Linked DNA regions of Homo sapiens: region 1 is linked to region 2. A link is a loop called in an ENCODE intact Hi-C map of the cell type or tissue named here. Cell type or tissue: pancreas. All regions are shown on one strand. Each heading gives the region's core, and the rest is flanking DNA. Links, peaks and the distances in the headings are about the cores only.

What was found. A loop is a pair of places that touch in the nucleus more often than their neighbours do. Peaks named below come from ENCODE experiments on the same cell type or tissue, not always from the same donor. Only the 100,000 strongest peaks of a DNase experiment are listed, where the experiment ranks them.
Region 1: a loop joins it to region 2, with 2.4 times the contacts of the local background. A loop is called at or near these places in 14 of 110 quality-filtered maps.

Annotation. Positions count from the first base shown.
Region 1 is chr3:194,157,551-194,163,939 of GRCh38, reverse strand. LOC107986172 (a long non-coding RNA gene) reads left to right here and starts at 1,655. Exons shown (of 3, transcript XR_001741081.2): 1 at 1,655-1,792; 2 at 3,045-3,158; 3 at 4,120-4,145. RefSeq lists an enhancer at 2,025-2,956. In pancreas, for the core only: no CTCF peak of the experiment used is centred there; a DNase peak (open chromatin) is centred at 2,563; H3K27ac peaks cover 3,071 bases.
Region 2 is chr3:194,297,390-194,303,778 of GRCh38, reverse strand. It overlaps LINC00887 (long intergenic non-protein coding RNA 887), which reads left to right. Exons shown (of 3, transcript NR_024480.1): 3 at 42-2,580. Among named protein-coding and RNA genes, the nearest start is that of LINC00887, 12 kb to the left of the region's middle. In pancreas, for the core only: no CTCF peak of the experiment used is centred there; a DNase peak (open chromatin) is centred at 3,258; H3K27ac peaks cover 336 bases.

The sequences.
Region 1 (6,389 bases), core at 770-4,769, 140 kb after region 2:
GAGGAAAGGGAGGAGGGAGGAAGAGATGAAGGGAGGGCTAGGACTTGTGGGAGAGGCTGACTGGCAGCAGGGCTTTAATTTCAATGGAATGTTTTCACGGGCATCGCCTTTCCCTTCCTGGTTGGGTGGATGAGCAGAGGTTCCTTGGGAATGTTTTTCTTGGGCACTTTTATAGGGTTTCAGCTAAAAACACAGGATATTGGTATGCATCTTCACGGTTTAGGTTAAATTGCAGTTTGCCCCCAAAACTTCCTTGAGGTTACATTTTATTCAACCCTTTTCGCCGTTCAAATGCCTACCAAACAGAGATTTATAGAAGAGGCTGAAGCTGGGAAGAGCCTCAAGAGACCATCCAAACCATCCTGTCCTCTTACACTCACTGTTCTATGAAGAAGTTAGGGTGAGAGGGGGTAGCTCAATTCCAATAATGTGAATCTGATGACACCACTTACCTCTATACAATCCTTTCATGGAAACCCCAAATCTTTTCATTTTATTTTATTTTTTTGAGATAGGGTCTTTCTCTGTTGCCCAGGCTAGAATGCAGTGGCATGATCATGGCTCACTGCGGCCTTAACCTCCTGGGGTCAAGCAATTCTCCTGCCTCAGCTTCTCCAGTAGCTGGGACTATAGGCGCACACCACTACACTCGGCTAATCTTTGTATTTTTTTGTGGAGATGGGGTTTTACCATGTTGCCCAGGCTGTTCTTGAACACCTGGGCTCAAGTGATCCTCCTGCCTCAGCCTCCGAAAGTGCTGGGATTACAGGCATGAGCCAACTGTGCCCGGCCTCAACCCAATATCTTTACCTAGAGTGATCATATATCCTGGTTTGCCCAGAATAGTCCTGGTTCTTGTTTTTTTCCCCAGGGTTTAATTATTGGTAATAACCCCTTTCACTCCCTAAAGTGAACCAGTTACATAATAAATTTTATGGTCACCTAAGTAATGCTTTCCAACTGATGCACCCCAGTGTGAAGACTGACGTCAGAAGTGGGTTGTCTCTGAGTTGCTGGGAGAGGGCTGTAAGCTCTTCTATGCATATATAGTTTCTCAATCAGCAGAGAGAAAAGTAAAACTATGACAGGTTGAGTATCCTGAATCCAAAAATTTCAAATCTGAAATGCTCCAAAATCTAAAACATTCTGAGCACCAACATAACTCTCAAAGGAAATATCATTGGAACATTTTGGATTTCTGATTTTTGAATTAGGAATAATCAACTGTAAGCATAATGCAGATATTCCAAATTCTGAAAAAATGTGAAATCCACAACACTTCTGGTCCCAAGCATTTAGGATAAAAGATACTCAAGCTGCACATTTTAAGAGTCTAAGAGGAATGCTGGAGGGAAGGATAGCGATTGTTGAAAGTAGGCACGCACCGTCTGCAGACTCAGCACTCCTCACCCAGCCTGCGGCCCCACAACTCACCGCCTAGCCCTTCCCACTATTTTTAGAGGCAAAGTCTTGCTCTGTCACCCAGGCTGGCGTGCAGGGGGACGATCCTAGCTCACTGCAGCCTTGAACTCCTGGGCTCAAATGATCTTCCCGCCTCAGCCTCCTGGATAGCTGGGACTAGTGGGAAGCATGTGCCACTATGCCTGGCTATTTTTATTTGATTATAGAGATGGGGTCTCACTATGCTGCCTCCTTCTTTACGGTCCAGCCACCAGAAGCAGTTCCTGGTCTCCTGACTCTACTGTGTCACTTCAGGGCTTTGGAACATGCTTTCCCTCTGCTGGAAGACATCTGCAGCCACCTCATCTCCCTCTTCCTTCAGTGCTCTGAGGTATTTCCCCTTGACATCCTCCCCAGGTGTCCCCCAAACCCCCAAACCATGGGACAGAGCCGGGATCTCCCCACTCTGAGCTGCTCTGACCTCCCCTTTCTTTTCTGTCCTGGTGCCCATTAATACTCTACATTGGCTGTGTGAGTGTACGTGCAAGTCTCCCTCCTGGACTGTGAGCAACTAGCGGGCAGGGCTGTCCCCCAACCCCGAGCACAGTGACTGGCATAAGGAGAGGATGCCCACACATACTGTCAAGTACACTCATTCGGTGGATATTTATTGAGCATTAGCTTTGCTCCAAGCACCACACAGCAGGGGACACTGCAGTGCACCAATGTCCCTATACCTGGAGAGCTGCAGCTGAACCCATGAATGGGGCAGTGTGAGTGTGTGGACAGGTCAATACATCATGAATGTGTGTCCATATGTATCCGTGTCTGTTCAAGGAGTTTGCTAGAACCTGCGTTCCTCTCAGGAAGACAGAATGCTTCAAAACAAATCAGTTTTTTTCTTTGTAGTTTCTTTGTGAATTAAGCAGCATAAACCTCTGATCTATGTAAAAACAGGGAAAGGGAAGTCTAGGGAGGCTAAAATAACTTTATCAACGTCGCTGAGTTGAGTGGCTAGTCCCCTGAGGGAGAAGCCTTGTGCCTTGGATCCCAGCTCAGCCGGGGGCAGCCGTGGCCCCGGCACAGCCTGATCTTACCGTGCGTGCCTGGGCGCAGCTCCTTCACCTGGGGGCTTGGGGTTCCTCCCTACTGCTTCTCACCACTGAATGTTTGTGAAAGGCAGGGCTGTGTTTGCGCCTGTAGCCAGGCAGGGGCTCTTTCCCAGAAGCTGGTCCAAGGCCACAGAGGCTGAGCAGAAACCCATGTGCTGTTTGTTGTGAGGCAGGCTCTGTTCTCAGGGATTTATTTGTGAAATTCCTGGAGTGGGGAGGAAGACCTACAGCTTGGCAGAAGTAAATGCCAGGTCCTGAGAAGCTTGGCAAATGGAGAAGGAGAGAAAGGAGTATGGGGTGGGGGGTGGAGAGGGAGGTGGAGAGAGAGAGAGAGAGATACTCAGGCTGAGCCCTGGGATCAGGCTTTGAAGACAGAAAAGATTCTAACTTTTTGCCCTCAAAAGACTGTAAATCAGTCTCATTCTCTCCACACCCACTGCTACACACTCACCTTAATTCATCTCTGCCTTTAACCTTTGACCAATTCTCCTCACCCTAGCTCAGAGATAACTTTCTTCTTCTTTTGTTCAGAGGTTGTAACAGCTTTGGGACGCTCTGGGATCCCTGTTCCACTTTGCCTTTCCCTGCCTTCATCACCCCCTTAATTATGGACATGAACAGTCTTCAGGTCAAAGAAAAATGTGGGTAAGATGTGGCCTCCCCAAGGACTGAAGGCAAAGGCCAGCACCCCAGAGGGAGGCATCACTCTCCAGGACAGGCCGGGGATGGCGGGAGCGCCTCACTCCAGCAGAAGTGAGGGCCTGGCTTGCTCTGTCAGTGGCCCGGAGAGCTCGCCTTACCTCCCTGGAGCATGGGTTAGATTCCAGAACTGCCTCTCCCAGTTCATAGCAAGTACAGAGAGCCATAGTGAGGGGCAGGAGGTGCTTGGAGGTGCAGAGAACAGGTTACCTGTCGCTGTCAGGTAAACCTGAATCCTGAAGCCCAGATCACTCAGCTACTGTCTGAGTCTGCCAGGGGCCTCCCTCCAACACACCCCAAACCTTCTCCCCGTCCCAGTGCAGCTTTCTGCTGTGGTTTCAGTCCTCAGCGGGTCAGCCAGTGCCGCCTCCACTTGTCCTGATCACACTGGCCCTTCCACTCCAGAGGTCATTTGCCTCCTCAGAGGGCCCCATGCACCCAAATGTACTTGAGTATAAGGTGGCCAGAGTGGCTGAAGATGTTTTACCTGGACAGGGAAGGGAGGGCACTCCTGTGAGCCAGGCCAGGGGGAGATGTAAGGGGTGAGGAATCACAAATTTAATTTCAAAAGACTGAAGCTGAGACGTGACAGGGCACTCCTGCACAGAAACTCCCCTCCTTCCTCACTCTAGGAAATCTGGAGAAAATCCAGAAAGTGGGTGGCAGCTGCAGAGGGATCCACACATAGTGGAATAGGGCCTTCCTATCTCCAGAGCTGGAGAGCTGTCTCTTTTGTGTTTTGAGACAGGGCCTCGCTCTGTCACCCAGGCTAGAGTGCAGTGGCGCGATCTTGGCTCACTGCAGCCTGGGCTCAAGCAATCTGCCCACCTCAGCCTCCCGAGTAGCTGGGAATACAGGTGCGTGCCACCAGGCCCAGCTAATTGCTCATTTTTTTGTATTTTTGTAGAGATGGAGTTTCCCCATGTTGCCCAGGTTCGTCTAGAACTCCTGGACTCAAGTGATTTGCCTGCTTCGGCCTCCCAAAGTACTGGGATTACAGGTGTGAGCCACTGCACCCGGCCTGGAGAGCTGTCTTTAGGGTGGTAGCTGAATGTCATATTCCTGGACAGACCTGACCGCATGGAATGGCACAGTCTCTGGGACCCCTGCCTGCCTTTTCTTTCTCCCTCTCCACTTAGAAACTTCACCCCAGACTGGGTTCAGGAATAGGGCTTGGTACCCAATATAGGGCCTAGTATACAGTAGGTGCTAAAGGTGTTCACTGAATGAATGATTAAAACATGAACCAGTCAGGGAGGAGACAAAAGAGGTAGGACTCAGGACTGGGCAGAGACTGGGGACACGGGTGGATAAATGGTAGAGGCTTAAAGGGGTTCTGTGTCTTGGGACAGAACATATATGCCTGTGACTCATGAACATAAGCCTCAGCTTCTAACTGCAGTATCTGGCATAAATGGTTCCATAGTTCACAATGTATGCACAGCCTGACCCCCATTCAAGGGGCAGGCATCCAGGGACAGCAGTTCAGAGGACTCTGGTCTCAAGCTGGAGGAACCATATGATCCCACGCTCCCATTTTTAAATGAGGGCGAGTGACATTGCCAAGGTCACAGTGGGTTGGAGCAGGGCCCATCTCCAGGTCAGGTTCTCCTGGCTCCACCTGGTCCCCTCCAGGGGATTTAAAGAGGCAGCTTTTCCTGGATGAAGACTGATTGGTGACTGTGACTCATTAGCACATGAAACCAGTCAGACCTGGCATGGCTCTGCCCACCCTCTTTCAATCACACCCAGCCCTGGAGCCTCTTCTAACCTATCCTCTAGTTCTCCAACTACACTGCCTACTAGCCACCTGGAATCCTCAGCCTTTTAAAGAAGAAGCACTTGTTTTGCTTGAATCACCTCAGAAGGCCCCTATTTTATTTTAATTATTTACACTCAAATTCCGGAGACACTTGTGACAGCCCAGTGTCTCATTCGTCTTTCCACAGACACAACACACAGTAGGTGCTCAGTAAGTTTGGTGTTGGGAGGAGGTAGGAAAAAGATGAACAGAACTCTAGGCAGTCTGGGGAGCCCTGAGCTTTACTGAGCTTTGTTTGTGAGTTTTCTCAGCAAAGCCCCAAACTGGATAGTCTGGCAAGGAGAACTGCCTTTATGTGCCTATTAGCCAAGCAAAAAGTGTTTGCTATTAGATCTTCATTTATATCAAATATGTGCAAAGGACTAAAGTAGACTCCCAAGTGAAATGAAAATTAAGTTGTTAGACAAACTTAGGGAATGGGAACTCCAGCTGGAACAAACTTATGAGACACTTGTCTTTAAATACTAATTTTTAGAGATGCAAGTGCAAACTTCCTTCAATAATAATCTATGACTCAATTTACTTCCATTCTAATTCAGGAGTTAAATCACACATCCATAAACAGTCAAGAGCAGCTTGTAACATCACTGGCATGTGGACATCCCGTGAATTGTTTATTGATGGCTCTTTTGGAGTAGAGTCTACAAAATTACGTCTTCAGTTACTTAAATTTTTCAAATGAGGGGAAAAAGAAAAACACCAACCTTTCAACCATACTTCAAAGATGGCAGCCAAGGTGCTTTTATGTCATAACTAAAGCCAAAGAGGATCTTAAAGATTCCTAGCCTACATTTTCAATATCCCATAGTGTTTCTTATAATTTGAAGTGATGTCAAAGTTTGCTCAAACACAATTAAGTATGCTTTAGCTTCAATTTTATCTTTCTTCCTTCCCTCCCTTCCTCCCTTCCTTCCTTCTTTTTTTCTCACTCTTGTTGCCCAAGCTGGAGTGCAATGGCTCGTTCTCGGCTCATTGCAACATCTGCCTCCCGAGTTCCAGTGATCCTCCTGCCTCCCGAGTAGCTAGGATTACAGGTGCCTGCCACCAGCCTGGCAAATTTTTGTATTTTTAGTAGAAACAGGGTTTTACCATGTTGGCCAGGCTGATCTTGAACTCCTGACCTCAAGCGATTCACCCGCCTCAGCCTCCCAAAGTGCTGGGATTACAGGTGTGAGCCATCGCGCCCAGCCTAGCTTCAATTTTCATACACACACACGCACCTGTGTGATGACTGATTACTGACATTTTTTGCATCACTTTTGCTAGAAGTTTTCTTGTGGGATGAAAACTACTGAGAAATTAAACAAGTAGGCATCTCATATCCAAATGTTGTGGACCACTGGAATTGCCCTTAA
Region 2 (6,389 bases), core at 1,267-5,266:
TGGCCACTGCCTCTCAGACTCTTTTGCCATCTTCTCTTCAGATTCCTGCGAAGGAATGACAAAGAACATCAAGGCTCAATCCTTGGAACTCTCCATCACTCATCTTTAAATTAGACTTCTCTGCTGACTCTCAGAGTTGTGTATGCTGAGAATCCACTGCCTCTAAGACATCCTGCTTGGCAGGTAACAGACATTTCATCCTGAGCTGAGCTCCTGCCCACCCCGCCCACACACAGACCCCTTCTTGCCCACAGATTTCCCATCTCAGCCAATGGCGAGTCCAAAAATCCTTTGTGTCCCCTTTGATTCTTAGGTTCCTATCTCCCTTCGACTGAGGCATCGTTTCCAAATCAGACACTTCTCGTCACCACTATTGCCCTCCCCTTGTCCAACCCACCTTTGGCTCTTGGCTGGAGTCCGGTGAGTCTCCTAGCTGGCTCTCCCTGTTCTCGTCATTTCCCAGTAAGTTCCAACCCTGCCTTCAGACTCTTCTGCACACAGCTTCCAGAGTAATCCTTTCAAAAAGTAAGTCAGATCCCATCTTTTCCCTCCCGTCTCACTCTGTCAGCCACATTCATTCCAAAGGACCATGTGGTCCATGTCCCTGTTCTCTCTGGTTCTCTCACTGCTCTCCTCTGTGCTTACTCTCTCCTGCCTCACAATGTTTGCACTTACTGTTTCTTCTGCTTGGAACTCTTTCCCTCCAAGACCTTTTTTTTTTGAGACGGAGTCTCGCTCTGTCGCCCAGGCTGGAGCGCAGTGGTGCAATCTCTGCTCACTGCAAGCTCTGCCTCCCAGGTTCACGTCATTCTCCTGCCTCAGCCTCCCGAGTAGCTGGGACTACACGCACCAGCCACCATACCCAGCTCATTTTTTTTGTATTTTCAGTAGAGACGGGGTTTCACCATGTTGGCCAGGATGGTCTTGATCTCCTGACCTCGTGATCCGCCCGCCTCGGCCTCCCTAAGCGCTGGGATTACAGGTGTGAACCACCGCGCCCGGCCTCCCTCCAAGATCTTTACTCACGTTGTCACCTTAGTGACGGCTCCCTCCCTAACCATCCTATTTAAAATTGCAGCCCGTTCAACACCCATTCCTCCTTCTCCATCCTTGCTCTGCTTCCTCCCTTTGACCTGTCACTCTTTAATCCAGTGGCATTCTGATTCAATGGTGACTGGGAGCAGGACCTAAGGAGGTGCGTCATCTGTAGAGAATTTGAAAATAATCGTGAAATAAACTCAAAGTGGGTTTGCTCTTTATGAGCCCCGCACACCAGCAATTCTAAATTCTGTTATCAATATACTTTCCTGCCAGGGTGGGCCGCCCCCACCGATTCTCCTCTATCTTAATACACTATGTGTTTCCCTTGTTTATTTTGCTTATTGTTCATTTCCATGCACTAGAATATAAGCTCCGCGAGGGCAGTATATTTTGTCTGTTTTGTTCACCACTGTGTCCCTCGTGTCTGCCACATGGTGTGTGCTCAGTAAGCTTTAGCTGAATGAATGAAGTGGTGGATGTCGACGTTCCCTTAGTTGGGGGTTATCAGGAGGGCTTCCTGGATGAATTGGTGTCTATATTGCCTGTCCTTAAAGAGGAGGAAGGTGCTCTAGGCAGAAGGAACAGCAGGTACAAAAGCAACTTGACTGTCAGGGTCATTAGCTAAGAGTAGGAGTCAGAGGGATGAGTGGGTGTCGTTCACCAGAATTTACCCTTCAAAATGTCAGTGCTTAGTAAATGAATGTGTTCCTTTATTACTAGTTGTTGGAGGGTCCTTGTTGACATCTTGCAGAGGTCTGGCTGTCACTTTTAATCAGAATGGCTATTCCCCACTCCTGCTGAAGAGCTCCAGGCCTGGCGGGGGTGGGCTGGCGGGCTGTGGTGGTGGTAAGGGCTGTCCCCCAGCACACTGTTAGAACTTTACTTATCCTCTTGCTTGAAGTGTGGGAGCTGGAGACCATTCAGGAAGCTGTGGTTACAGTCCCAGACAGGGTCCCTAAAAGCAAGGAGCCATTCCCAATGCTTCCTCCTTAGGGAAGCCTTCCCTACTTTCTCTTCCCTCTTCTGGGCAGAGTTTGTACCTTCCTCCTTTTTGCTCTCTGTTTATTTCTTTAATTTAACACTTAACAACATAATACCATCTTTATTTGTTCCATGTTTGTATCTTCTACTGAATGTGGCTTCAAGAACAGAAAGCACAGAACGTGGCACGTTGGAGGAAATCAGTAAGTGTTTGCTAAAGGTCCAACAATGAAACAGAACAGATATATCCAGTGCTATGCCGCGTCAAAAGAGTATGAGAGGTATTGTGGTGATGCTTTTGAATGCTAATCAGAATAAGGAGGGTGACTAGTCCATAGTTATATAGAATATAGGATATACAGAATATACCTTTTTCTGTAACGGGATGTGTCACTTAACTTTGTTCCTTAAAGCTCCAGAAGCCCAAGGTCACCCACAATGATTCAAGTATTATCAATGTTGAGAGCCTGTAAAAGCATCAAGTATATTATAGTTTCCAAAAAATTGTGAATTAGACTGAAAACCAGCATTTAAAAAATAAAGTGATGTTGACTTAAACACTGGTTTTATATACATGCCGCATATGAGCTGTGGAGGCCGCTCACATGCCAGCGTACTGGTTCATCTGCAATGGGCAGGCGGGCCATACCCCACTGGGGAGAAATCTTATGGGCTTCAGAAATGTCTAATGAAATAAGATTTTTAACTAGTTCAAAATCGGAGTTCAGAAACAGTTCAGTTAATATTTAAGTGTCGAGTTAAGAGAGGAGGTTGAACAAAATTCATTTTGAAGCTTTCACAGAGTTTTTAAAAAGCAAAACTTTAGACTTAAAATGGACTGTTTTATTATATGCAATGCACGTGAATATTAAATGTATGTTAAGTTTTTCATTTAGCAGATTTCTCCCCAGACTTTTAAAACCACCACCAAAAAATATTTACATATTCTCTCCTCTCCCCCAAAGCATCCCTCCCGTACACAAATACCCTTATTTTGAGACCGTGTTGCTCTAGATTAAACCAGTTCTTCCAAGAGCAGCCCGTAGGATTCTGCTCCATCCAGAGCAAGGCCCTTGGCTAAAGTCACTGCCTCTGCTTGACTGAGCCGGGCTGGGAATCTCATTATGGAAGCTTTCCACCTCCTTCCCAAGCCAGCCCTCTAGCGGAGGCCAAGATTGCGTCATCGGTCCTGGGCCTCATCCCTCCTTGCCTGAGGCCTGCTCACCTAATGTGTTTCAGGAGCATTCCAGCAGCCAGGCCTTCAGTTGCTCCCCGATCCCAGATGGGGAAAACCTTGTGCGGCACATTTGCCTCAGGAAGACTGCACTGGGCTCCCCGGCGCCCCTAGGACAGCGTCCCTTCACGTCGGAGAGACTGGGTGTGGGCCGTGAGGTTTAGGAGGCTTTAGGAGAAGGAAGATCCTCTCTCAGGAGTGAAATGATCTTATCTGAGAGGATGGAAGTGGTGAGGGCATCAGCATGGGTCCTGGGCTGCGGCTGTGCCTCTTCCTCCCCATGCTGACACGTGCTTGCCCACAAGCGCCCCGGGCCTCTACATCTCTTGGTAGTTTAAAGCTCTATTTTAGTCTCAACTAGCAGTTTCTCTCACTGGTAGATCTAAGTTCTAAGACTATTCAATGGGTTCTGTTTCTTTTTTTAAGAATTAAAAAAACTGTTCCAGTTAATTCACGGTCACTATGAAAAAAATAGGCAGGACATGTAAATAAAAGATTAAAATATATACAAATCAAAGAAGGAAGTACACCCAGGCCAGTTATCAGGCAAGCTTGCCAGACATCAATCCAGCAAGAAAACGATAGTGTGCTTTGAAAATGCCAAATCCGGCCGGGCGGGCGGCTCCCGCCTGTGATCCCGGCACTTTGGGAGGCCGAGGCGGGCGGATCACGAGGTCAGGAGATCGAGACCATCCTGGCTAACACGGTGAAACCCCGTCTCTACTAAAAATACAAAAAATTAGCCGGGCGTGGTGGCGGGCGCCTGTAGTCCCAGCTACTTGGGAGGCTGAGGCAGGAGAATGGCGTGAACCCGGGAGGCGGAGCTTGCAGTGAGCCGAGATGGCACCACTGCACTCCAGCCTGGGCAACAGAGCAAGACTCTGTCTCAAAAAAAAAAAAAAAAAAAAAGAAAAAGAAAAGAAAATGCCAAATCCGGCCAGGTGCGGTGGCTCATGCCTGTAATCCCAGCATTTTGGGAGGCCAAGGCGGGTGGATCACCAGAAGTCAGGAGTTCAAGACCAGCTTGACCAACATGGAGAAACCCCGTCTCTACTAAAAATACAAAATTAGCTGGGCATGGTGACGCATGCCTGTAATCCCAGCCACTCGGGAGCCTGAGGCAGGAGAATCACTTAAACCCAGGAGGCAGAGGTTACTGTGAGCCAAGATCGTCCCATTGCACTCCAGCCTGGGCAACAAAAGTGAGACTCTGTCTCAAAAAAAAAAAAGAAAAAAGAAAGAAAAAAAGAAAATGCCAAATCCATTACTTCTTTGGGAACCTCAGGTGTAACCGCTGGTGTGCTGTGGATGACACAGCATCACTGGGATCTGGTGCCTGGTATGAGCTGTGTGAAGGAGTAGGAGTGTGCTCACCCATCCGCAGGGCCACCGTTGGTCACTGTCCTACATTTTCCCTCCTTGCTCCCAGGGCTAGTCCTGGTTAGGTGTGGGCGGCAATCTGGGGACAGCAGTCAGCTTGCTGTCTGCTCCACTCTGCAACAAACTGCCTTCCTCAGTGCCCACCCCAACGGAGAAGGAACAAATGGTCTTCTGTTTGGATGGAGGAGAGGATTTGTATCTGTTCTCAGCTGCCTGTGGGTTTGTGCTTCCCACCTGCCTGCCCAGGCCTCATCTGATGTATCAGGAGTCCTCTGGGCGGGCACCAATGAGGGCAGCCTTTCAACTAATCCGGGGTGCCACCGAGGAGCTGGAGTGCGAGCTCTTTGGCCCTATGGGAAGCTCCCCTGGGAGGCTGCACTCTTTTCTACCAGTGAATGTTCTTTCACCCACTTCCTGCGGGCGCTGGCCAGATCCTCTGTGAGCAGTGGAGCTTGGCATGGTTCAGCGTGGAGCAGCCCTCCCAGCCACCCAGGGAAATCTCTCCATTCAATTACCTCCTGGCTTCCCACGCGTGGCCCATTAGCCTTGTCTGGGGCTCTTATGCATCAGGATTTATCATTGTGCAGCACCTGCGGGGGAGCTTGCCCCAGGCTTTGAAGGTCCTTCTGCAGAGGAGCTTAGGCAGGAGCAGGGGGCGCACGGAGGAGGTTTCTCTCAGTGGAGGAGCACGTGCTATGATTTCCTAGCCTGCTGTTGACGCTCCATTGCGGTCCTCATCACTTCAGAGCACTTTCATTCTTATTTTATTTTTAAATTTTTAAAAGAGACTGGGTCTCTTTTGTTGCCCAGGCTAGAGTACCGTGCTGTGATCACAGCTCCCTGGAGGCTTAAACTCCTGGGCTCAAGCAATTCTCGTGTCTCAGCCCCCTGAGTCGCTAAGACTACAGGTGGGCATCACCATGCCTGGCTAATTGATTTTATTTTTTAGAGATGAGCTCTTGCCACGTTTCCCAGACTGTGCTTGAACTCCTGGCCTCAAGCAATCCTCCCACTTCAGCCCCAAGAGTTGCTGGGATTACAGGGGGAAGCCACCTTGTCCGGCCCAGAAGCACTTTTCAAAGCCTCTTACGTTGGATGCTGTAGGTTCCATGCGACAATGACACTAATTATGATTTAAGCAGCACCTACTAGAAAGGAGCGTGTCTCATACATTATTGATCACTCTTAAAACTGCCTAGCTCCACGTGGTGGCTCACTCCTGTAATCCCAGCTCTTTGGGAGGCTGAGGCAGGCGGATCACCTGAGGTCAGCAGTTCGAGACCAGCCTGGCCAACATGGCGAAACCCCCTTTCTCTACTAAAAATACAAAAATTAGCCAGGCGTGGAGGCGCGTGCCTGTAATCCCAGCTACTTGGGAGGCTGAGGCAGGAGAATCACTTGAACCTGGGAGACGGAGGTTGCAGTGAGCCGAGATTGCACCACTGCACTCCAGCCTGGGTGACAGAGTGAGACTCCATGTAAAAACAAACAAACAAAGAACCCCAAACTGCCTAGCTCCATTTTGTTCAACAAGAGGCTCAGAGAGTATGTTTGAGGTCACCCACGTGTGTATTTTACGTCTAAAACCTCTCCTGACCCTCGAATGACCCACTCCTGGCTGTAGTCAGTTAGGTCTGTTCAGCCGCAGGAGAGGAGGCTCACAACGGCCAGGCAGGCTCCGATCTTCTCAATGTGGTCCCTCGCTGTGGCGGCTTAGCTTAGATCTTCTCTCAAACTCAGGCCGCTAGAGGGT